2 separate regions of the Homo sapiens genome follow, and region 1 is linked to region 2. A link is an interaction called in ENCODE POLR2A ChIA-PET data of the cell type or tissue named here. Cell type or tissue: MCF 10A. All regions are shown on one strand. Links, peaks and the distances in the headings refer to the core of each region. The heading gives the core; the rest is flanking DNA.

Region 1 (4,337 bases), core at 137-4,136, 140 kb before region 2:
TCCTTTCTCTGTCACCTTGGTGTGGGCTCTACTGTTCCCACCAGCTTTGTCTGAGGAGATGAGAACTCTGGCTGGAGACGTCTCAGAGGTCTCTGAAAGTCGGAGCGGGTGGTGTCATGACAGAAAGAGAAGCTGTGGGAGCGGCAGCCCCAGGGCTGTGGTGGGTGGGATGAGTCTGCCCAGCTCCTTGGGAGCAGAGTGGGCGTGGAGCTGCACGCTCCCTGTGGACTGTGCGAGGCCCGGGTGGTTGGGGTTTTGTGCTTGGGACTGAACTTCTTTACTGGGCCAGCCCTAGCTAGCTTTTGTTCCCTTTCCACTTGACACTTGAGTCCCCTGTGTCACCTTTCTTCATTCCTATGGCCCCGGTCACTATGGAACCTCTGTAGCCATAGCATTAATGGGAGGAGGGGACAACGGTTACTTACCCCGGGTCGCCCCATTCCCTGGGCTGGGAAACGGAGGCTGAGAGGGGAGAAGCCAGCCAGGCAGAGCAATTCAGAGCATCAGGAAGTGAGGACAAGATCCTGGTCACCAGAATCCACTGGCTCATTTAGCCCTTTGGGTCAGGGGCTGGCTGTTCTAACAGGGGAGAGTAGCGCCTTAGTGTCCAGAGCAGTGCTGGGTGTGATGGGGCCTCGGTGAATTGTGCCTTGGGGGTCAGGTGCTCAGTGGTGTCTGCCCTGTCCACACTTGTGCTGGACTTCCTGATTCTGATTTTTATAGTTTGGATATGGATCATTCAGTTCCTACAGGTCCCTGGGCCAAAGTGATTTCCTGGGGTGGTGCCTCTCACTGCGCTCACGTTAGTCAGGCTTGTTTGTCCATAGCAGCTTTGGCCACCTCCTCTTGGGCGGGCACCTAGGAGATCCTGCACTAGACCCTGGGGCCTGAAGGGTCGAAGGTGTAGACCCTGAGAGGGTCTCAAAGGGGCTCTGCTGGAGGGGATGCTTTGGCGAGCCATGGAATGGCTCCAGATTTCCTTTCCATACTGCTGGTGTCCTGGGACCAGGGGGAACCTGGGCTGCCTTGGCATGTTGACCTCTGACCACTGAGGAGGCTACGGTGGGAAAACTGTCTTGTTCAGAAGGCCCACTGCAGTAGGGGTGGCTGTTGAAACTTAAGCATCCCGTAACCTCAGGCGGCTCGAGTCTTCTTTTTAGCCTCCTAGAGAGTGATCACTTTGGGGAAACTGAAGCAGCAATGACCATTCTGACAGCCTAGGGTAAGAAATAGGGCCGAGATCTTATTATAAAGTGAATCTGAACTACAGACCAGTGATTTTTTGATCCTGTCTGAACATCAAAATCAGAAGTTAAGGCTGGGTGTGGTGGCTCATGCCTGTAATCCCAGCACTTTGGGAGGCCGAGGCAGGCAGATTACTTGAGGCCAGAAGTTTGAGACCAGCCTCGCCAACATGGTGAAACCCCATCTCTGCTAAAAATACAAAAATTAGCTGGCCATGGTGATGTATGCCTGTAATCCCAGCTACTTGGGAGGCTGAGGCAGGAGAATGGCTTGAATCCGGGAAGTGGAGGTTGCAGTGAGCCAAGATCATGCCACTGCACTCCAGCCTGGGTGGCAGAGAGAGATTCTGTCTCAAAAAAAAAAAAAAAAAAATCAGAAGTTAAAGAAAAAAAAATCCCTGTGGCCTATTTCCTAGACCTAATTCAGCAGGGGCTGGAGGTGGGGCGTGGAAATCTGTAATTTTAATTGGTTTCCAGGCTATTGTAATCTGCAGTTAAGGAGAACAAAGACTGTAGCTAAATATTGCTTTTCTGCATATAATTTTCGTAGAAAGTGTATCCTCTGGTTAGAGATATGGGGAACAGGTGGGGCTTGCAACTCTCACAGCCCCCAAATCCCAGGACCCCAGCTTGTTTGCTATAATTCAGCCATGGAAGGTCTGTGCCAGCCTGCCACATTCCTGCTGGACTTTGTCTGGAAACCAGCTGCCTGGCCAATCTCTTGAGCCTCTTCCCTAGCTCAGGGGGTGAAGTTTGGGGTGTTGGTGCCTGTGGAATAGAATCTTCCCTCGCCTTGTCTAGGAGAGGTGCTGTGTCTCACAGGGGTTCAGGACTGCTTTTCACCACCGTGTGGCCACATCCTTATCCCAGTAGATATTAAACAGAGAGTTCCCCTCTCCCTGGTTGTGAGGAAAATTCTCCTCAGACAGGGAACTCATGTCTTGAGGTTCTAAGCAGTGAGACCAGGCTGGGGCCAAGCTGGGCTGGGTGCTGGGCTGGGTGCTGTGCTGGGCCGGGCACTGGGCTGGACACCTGTGTTTGGGTTGAGGGTTGCTAGGAGCTACTCTGCCTTCTGGGGCCTGGGTGGGGCAGTGGCTGGCTGGCTTCCAGACAGAAGGCAAGTTTCTCAGTTCCTGAGTTGGGATTTGTTGCTCAGAAAAGGGAGTTGGCACAGGTTCCTGCCCTGTCCCCAGACGCTTTGTGGACGAGAACTCCTCTCTGGGGTAGAAATTAGGAGCTGTGGGCTTCACCCCTGGTCTTACCACAGATCAGCTCTGGAAGCACCTCTGTTACCTGTCAGGGGAAAACGGGTCACCATTATCGCAGCAAAGGATTCATAGAATTGTGTGAAGCTGCAGAGTGTGCAGTGAGACCCTGTCACATGGAAATAAAATGAAGTTAGGTCAAGGGCAAGAGCTGAGGGCTGACCCAGAGGCTGAAGGGAGGGCTGGAGGGATCAAGGTGTGGGCAATGCGGTGGCTGAGGGGGGTCACAGGTGTGGCTTGTTCAGTCAGGTGAGAAGGAGCACCAAGGACGTCATGGAGGTCATGACCGCGCATCCTGAGAGAGACTGGAGAACTGGTGTCCGAGAGGCCCCGCCAACACCTGTGTGATCAGTGGTTGCAGAGGCCAACATCGCCATGGGCTTTCAGGGCAGCTGGCGGACTCAGGGGCATCTGAAGCAAATTGAAACTGATGGAGAAACACAGTGTCAGACACTACCTTGAAAAAAATCATCTTTCCCCGCGACCCTAAAGGTGTCCATGTCTCAGTGACAAGGGATGGCAGGTTGATGGGTTTTGTTGACACTCTTCATAACGAACTCTTCCCAAAACCACACGGCCTCGCACTTGGGAACTGAAACATTTGTGAGTCCAATGTCAGAAAAATGGCATCCTTTGGTTTAGTGGCCGATTTCTTCATGACAATAATGCTTTAGCCCCTGAAGGGCTTTTTGTGAAGTAGTTTAAAAGTGTTAATTTGCTTTTACTGACTTCTCCTTTCTCCTCTCACCCTTAGGTCCCGGATGTTACAGGTCAGAGCCCTCCAGACCCCCAAGGACTGTACTCACTGCCCAGAAATAGCTGCTGCCTCTGGGCAACCTTGTAGGCACCTTCTCCACCCAGGACATGGGCACCCGTGACGATGTCCCCGAAGGTAAGGGGCACCATGGGAGGCCTGCTGCTGGTGTTTTCCAGGCTAGGGGACCTGCCTCGGACACTCCCAAGGGCCAGAAAAAGGGAGATGTGGGGATAAAGGGCTGCTGGGAGATAACAGCCAGGTGGCCGTGCCTTTCCAGCCCTGGCCAGCTCCCCACATGCTGCCGCTCAGCTGGCTGTCTGGGTGGCTCCCTGGCCTAAGGAGGTGCTTGGTGTTCCAGGGCCTTGGCCTGAGCTTTATCTCCACTCTCTGCAGCAGGGTGGTTGGTTCCTTGAGGGGCTAATTCTGTTCTGTGGTCAAGGTTATGTGGATGGGCAGGGGATATGGGCCGGGCCCTCAGGGAGGGTGAACGACTCTGTTTCCTTAGCCAACCAAGTGGGGTAGTGGGAGCAGTGTGTGGCCAGTTAGCATCAGGAGATGGGCCTTGAGGCCTGGCTCTGCTTTTGGGAGCTGGCTGGGTGAGCCTCAGTTTCCCCTGGAAAGTGAGGGGATTGGTTCTGCCCCAGATGAAATGGGTGCTAGCAAGGTGCAGAGCTGCTTCATCCTGCATGGGCTGGAGCAGGGGCCAGATGGCCATTTGGAAGGAAGGCAGAGAAGCAGGATGGCCAGAGCAGCGGTTCAGGAGACAGCGCATGATGCACACGGCAGAACTCCCCGGGGCTTCGACATATGAATCGGAAAAGACCTGCTTACTTTAGTGCTAAAGCAGATCCCACCTGAATGTAGATTCCAGTGGAGAAGTGGGAGGTGCTGAGATCTTAGAAAGAAAAATCTACAAATCTAGAAATAGGATAAAGATGTTGTATGAACCTTTAGTGCTGTCAACTCCTTTGCTTTACTGATGTGGGAACTGAGACTCAGAGAAGTTAGCTTATTTCCTCAAGGTCACACAGGTGGAAAAAGTGGGAACCCAGGCTCCTGAGTTCCAGACTA
Region 2 (4,337 bases), core at 235-4,234:
AGAATCTTTGCTTTCTAGGCAGACCATTCAAAAGTTAAAGAAAAACCTTTCACAATCTCCCATCAAGAGCAGGCCCATACTCCAAGAAAGTTTAGTCGTTTTAACAGGAGCTGAAATGCTAGTTATGCATTATTTTGATATGAATGATAATAGATTCATTCAATTTTAGCCAGCTTAATCACACAAGATTCTCTCTCCCTCTTCTGAACTTCCTATAGCCATTTTGGTTTTTTTCCTTCATTTTCTTTTTCAGCAAAAAACATATCTTCCTACTTCACATTTTTTCTTGACTGTCACGCTAGCATTCTGTAGATTGAGAAATCTATGTAAATACACCATAATTTCTAGAAGCACGTTTCCTTATATTATAATTTTTCAGTGTAGCACAGGACATGTTTACTAACACACCCAGGTATCTTTAGTTTCTCTGTCCAAAAGTAGATAAGCTTATGTTCAGCAATTAATGTTTCAGTATTTATCTTATGTGGACTTACATTGATTTAATTCACTTGTTTTGAACAATTATGCTTGGATTACTTACGAAAATTTCATGAGACATTAAATAGCTAAGCATCATCTTGTTTTTCTTGCTGAGAAATTTTGTAACTTAGAGATAGCAGAGGCTTATTTGTAATTCACTTGTCTAACATGAGCTTATTTGACTAGTAGACCTACATAGAATCAAAGTTGTACGTCTGCCTTATGTCTAATGCTGACAACTCTGAAGGCATATTGGTTTTTTAAACTAAACCAACAATGTTTTTGTTTATTGAAAATTACCCAAGTCACATGAACTTGAAAAGCATTTGGATTAGTTCCTATTTTTCTGAGAGTTTTCAGGAATACTTAATTTATATAAGCACTTGTTTTTACTTATGTCTATTGAACATACATAGCTATAAGATCTCTGTGTCTGTTTGTGTATACAGACAGACACAGAGATCTTATAGCTTTCATTTCCAAATTTTAGCCATGTGTCAATTAAAATAATACAAAGCTTATTGGTTTATAAAAGAAGCTGGATCCAAATTGTACCTGTGAGAGATGGAACAAGTCAAGGTTACCTGCTCAGATGGCTACAGCTTTTTAGTGAAGATTTTTTTTTTATTTGAGTGCTGTAGGGATGCTTTTAGAGAAGCTATTTTTGAGTCATTTTGTGTTCAGCAGCTTCTGCATACAAATCAAAGAATGCATTCCATTGTCTCCAAAAGGCTTAGGATACTCCTCCTTCAAGGGCACTCCCAAAGGCAGACTATCTTACCTAAATTAAAGGTTCTCCGAAGTGGTCACTGAAATTGCAAATTATTCTTTGTAAAGTTCACCTATTTTTTCTTGTGAACTTTGTAAAGTTCACAAGATTCTGATCCACAGTGTTTTTGGACCCCATCTTTGCATTAGATTCTCTGAAAGGTCTTAACTATTAAGGATTCTTTTTTCAGCAGCTGCTCTGGAACACAGGGAATCATGTGTTTCACCCTTCCCCCTTTTGAACAGAATAGGTTGACTTCCTGAGAAGTTTCAGCAAAGGTTGTTCAGCATAATTGGAGAGTTCTACACAGAAGGAGGAGAGCTCAGATTCAAAAGAGACTTACTCTAGAACTCCATGGCTGGGTGAGAGAGCAGCCAGTGCTGCGGCCCTGGGTACCAGCACCTAGTTACTGGCCTTGGGGCTTCACAGGGGTCTTCTTCTGATCCTGCTTCTGACATCAAAAACTGTCAAAAGAAAATTCAGGGTGCTTTTCTTAATATAAATATTAAGTTAGTAAAAAACTGCAAATAGGGAGACTTCCAAATCAAAAGTGGTAAGAAGCTTGTCTCACGAAGGTTATAGTAAGGTTTATAAAGCCTAGAAAAGGAAATTCATACAGCTTAATTCTCACTGGTTAGAATGAGTGGGTTAGTTTAGTCATTACTGATTTGCTGCAATGTGCTGAGTCATGCTGACCAAGAAATGAAGTTCAAGCTTCATGTGCAGTTTAAGTAGGTGTTTTGGAGAATAGGTCCTTACAGGTTTTCCTGAGCTGGGGGTGGGACTTTGGCTCAGAGGCCAAGGTTTGTCTTGGCTTCTATTTTGATTTTTGCCTAACAGGACCATTTTGTTGTCTAAGCTTACGAATGTTATCACATTTCAGTTCAATCTTTCTGATTCTCTTCTGATGGACTGCTGCTCTGCTTGTATATGTGTCTTTAGTTTGGTGCCTCTCATCTTTTAGTTATGCTGACTCTAGAAGTAAGAACTATGTGTACATAGTATAATTTTGGAAAATATATAAATGCAAAGAAGAAAGCAAAAACAAAAAAACCTCAATGAGTCCCACTACTTATGCATGCTGTTACAATCTGAGCTCAGTGGTGAGTTACCTCAGCAAGTAGAATAATAGAGGAAAGAAGATAGACTTTGGAGACAGACCTGGTTTTCTACCCCAGATTTGCCACTTACTAGCTGTGCGATGTTGAGCTGGTATTATTTAGTCTGAGCTTTGCTTTCCTCATGTGCAAAATGAGAATAATACCTGCCAGGTAAGGTGTTGGTGAGGATTTTTAAAGTATTTAGTAAGTGCTCAGCAAATGTTCATAATATTTTCCTTATTTAGATACTTCTGATTTTTTTTTAGCATCTAAAATATTTGTATCATTTGAACCTTGGTTTTATTGTTTATTATTTTCAATATATTTATTTGAAACTTTTAGTAAATTTAATTTGCATCTTTTTTTATTTCAGAATTTTCTTTCTTTGATCCTAATGATGCATCATGCCAGGAAATTCTTTTTGATCCCAAAACTTCAGTTTCAGAATTATTTGCCATTTTGAGACAGTGGGTTCCTCAGGTCCAACAAAACATTGACATTATTGGAAATGAGGTAAGGAATTCTTACATTTTAAGTTTTGCATTGTTAGGATTGTTAATGGTATAGATTTTTTTCCCCATCTGAAAGGAAGATGGTAATAAAGGAGAAACCCTTTAAAAGTTCTGATATTTATTTGTATTTCCAGGATTTTCATGGGGCAGTGAGTTAATACTATATATTCTTCTGATTATTTCTTCATGCTCTGTACTTCTGACATTTGTAGACTCCTGGCGGGTGCAGGGAGGGGCATTTTTCATATTTCCTTCTTTGTAAAATTAATTTTGTAAACTTTTATGCATTTCATAAAGGGATTTGATTACCATCATGTTCTATTTACACTTTTGGTTGGTTTGGTAAATATATAGGCTTGAATGTAGTCTTTAAGAATATTAGATTTTTTGAGGGAGGGTTCCTTGACCAGTATGTTGCTGTGTTGTAGGAAGAGAGTGCTTATACTTTTTTCAAATATCATTACACGCATAGAAATAAAATTTTGCTCATTTTTGAGAGGAACATATTTGGAGTGCCAGATTACCTTTGGAATAATCTTTAAGAATTTCCTTCAGCCTGCTGACAAGTTCAGTTTTCATTATTGTTGTTGAGTACAGATTTAAAAATTTACCCTTAAGATATGCTCATACTGTCTATACATTTTACTGAGAAGTAATTCAGATACGATAGACTAACTTGGTTCCTCAGCATTGGTTTGAAAGCAATAGGTACCTCAGTAGTTAGGTTGTAACCATATTTTCCTTGACTGCTTCAGATTCTTAAGAGAGGTTGCAATGTGAATGATAGAGATGGATTGACAGATATGACTCTTTTACATTATACCTGCAAATCTGGAGCTCATGGTATTGGTAAGTGTGTGGTAAATCTATCAGTTGCTTATGTCATCTGCACTTGTGCTTAGATAATCTATATTTATGCCCATATATTGTCTGGGGGAAGGCACCCAGCTGATGATGATAATATTGCCTGAAGAGCTGAGGATTCAGTTAGGTCCTTCCAAAAACCATATTCCCTTTAATCAAGGAGGTCTTTATACCCTCCTGATACCTCTTAACTTTTCTGGATCAGGCCTCATGCCTGATTGCATAATAGATGAGAGTAACTAGTAACACCCTAAAATCTTTCTGAGGGTTTATAACAAGGTTTGACAGTCCAAGGTCAGTCTTTGCATACTGATCCCTAATCTTAAGACCCCAGTCTTGAGACCTAAGGTCTGTTCCTACATATGTAACATATGTGCATATTTTCCAAAATTGTTATTCTCTTGTGCTTTTTGTCATTGTATGAACCTGCATCTCTTACTTAACTATATATTGTGATTGTCTCTCCTTGTTTCAATAGTCTGATGTGGTGGTGCTGAAGCTACTGGTGGTGATGGACTCCTTTTTCCCCTCACAACTCATCATGAACTGATACTTTCACAAAATAAAATAAAAATGAATTTATAATACAAAATAAAATAAAGCCATAAAATA

What was found. Peaks named below come from ENCODE experiments on the same cell type or tissue, not always from the same donor. Only the 100,000 strongest peaks of a DNase experiment are listed, where the experiment ranks them.
Region 1: POLR2A ChIA-PET joins it to region 2 with 5 read pairs; 6 of 35 experiments call an interaction of 5 or more read pairs at or near these places.

Annotation. Positions count from the first base shown.
Region 1 is chr2:28,991,462-28,995,798 of GRCh38, forward strand. TOGARAM2 (TOG array regulator of axonemal microtubules 2) reads left to right here. Exons shown (of 20, transcript NM_199280.4): 2 at 3,264-3,401. The coding sequence starts at 3,374. Among named protein-coding and RNA genes, the nearest start is that of TOGARAM2, 12 kb to the left of the region's middle. In MCF 10A, for the core only: no CTCF peak of the experiment used is centred there; a DNase peak (open chromatin) is centred at 2,340.
Region 2 is chr2:29,128,536-29,132,872 of GRCh38, forward strand. CLIP4 (CAP-Gly domain containing linker protein family member 4) reads left to right here. Exons shown (of 16, transcript NM_024692.6): 3 at 2,723-2,862; 4 at 3,617-3,710. It overlaps LOC124907747 (a long non-coding RNA gene), which reads right to left and starts at 1,813. Exons shown (of 2, transcript XR_007086264.1): 1 at 1,593-1,813. In MCF 10A, for the core only: no CTCF peak of the experiment used is centred there; a DNase peak (open chromatin) is centred at 1,976.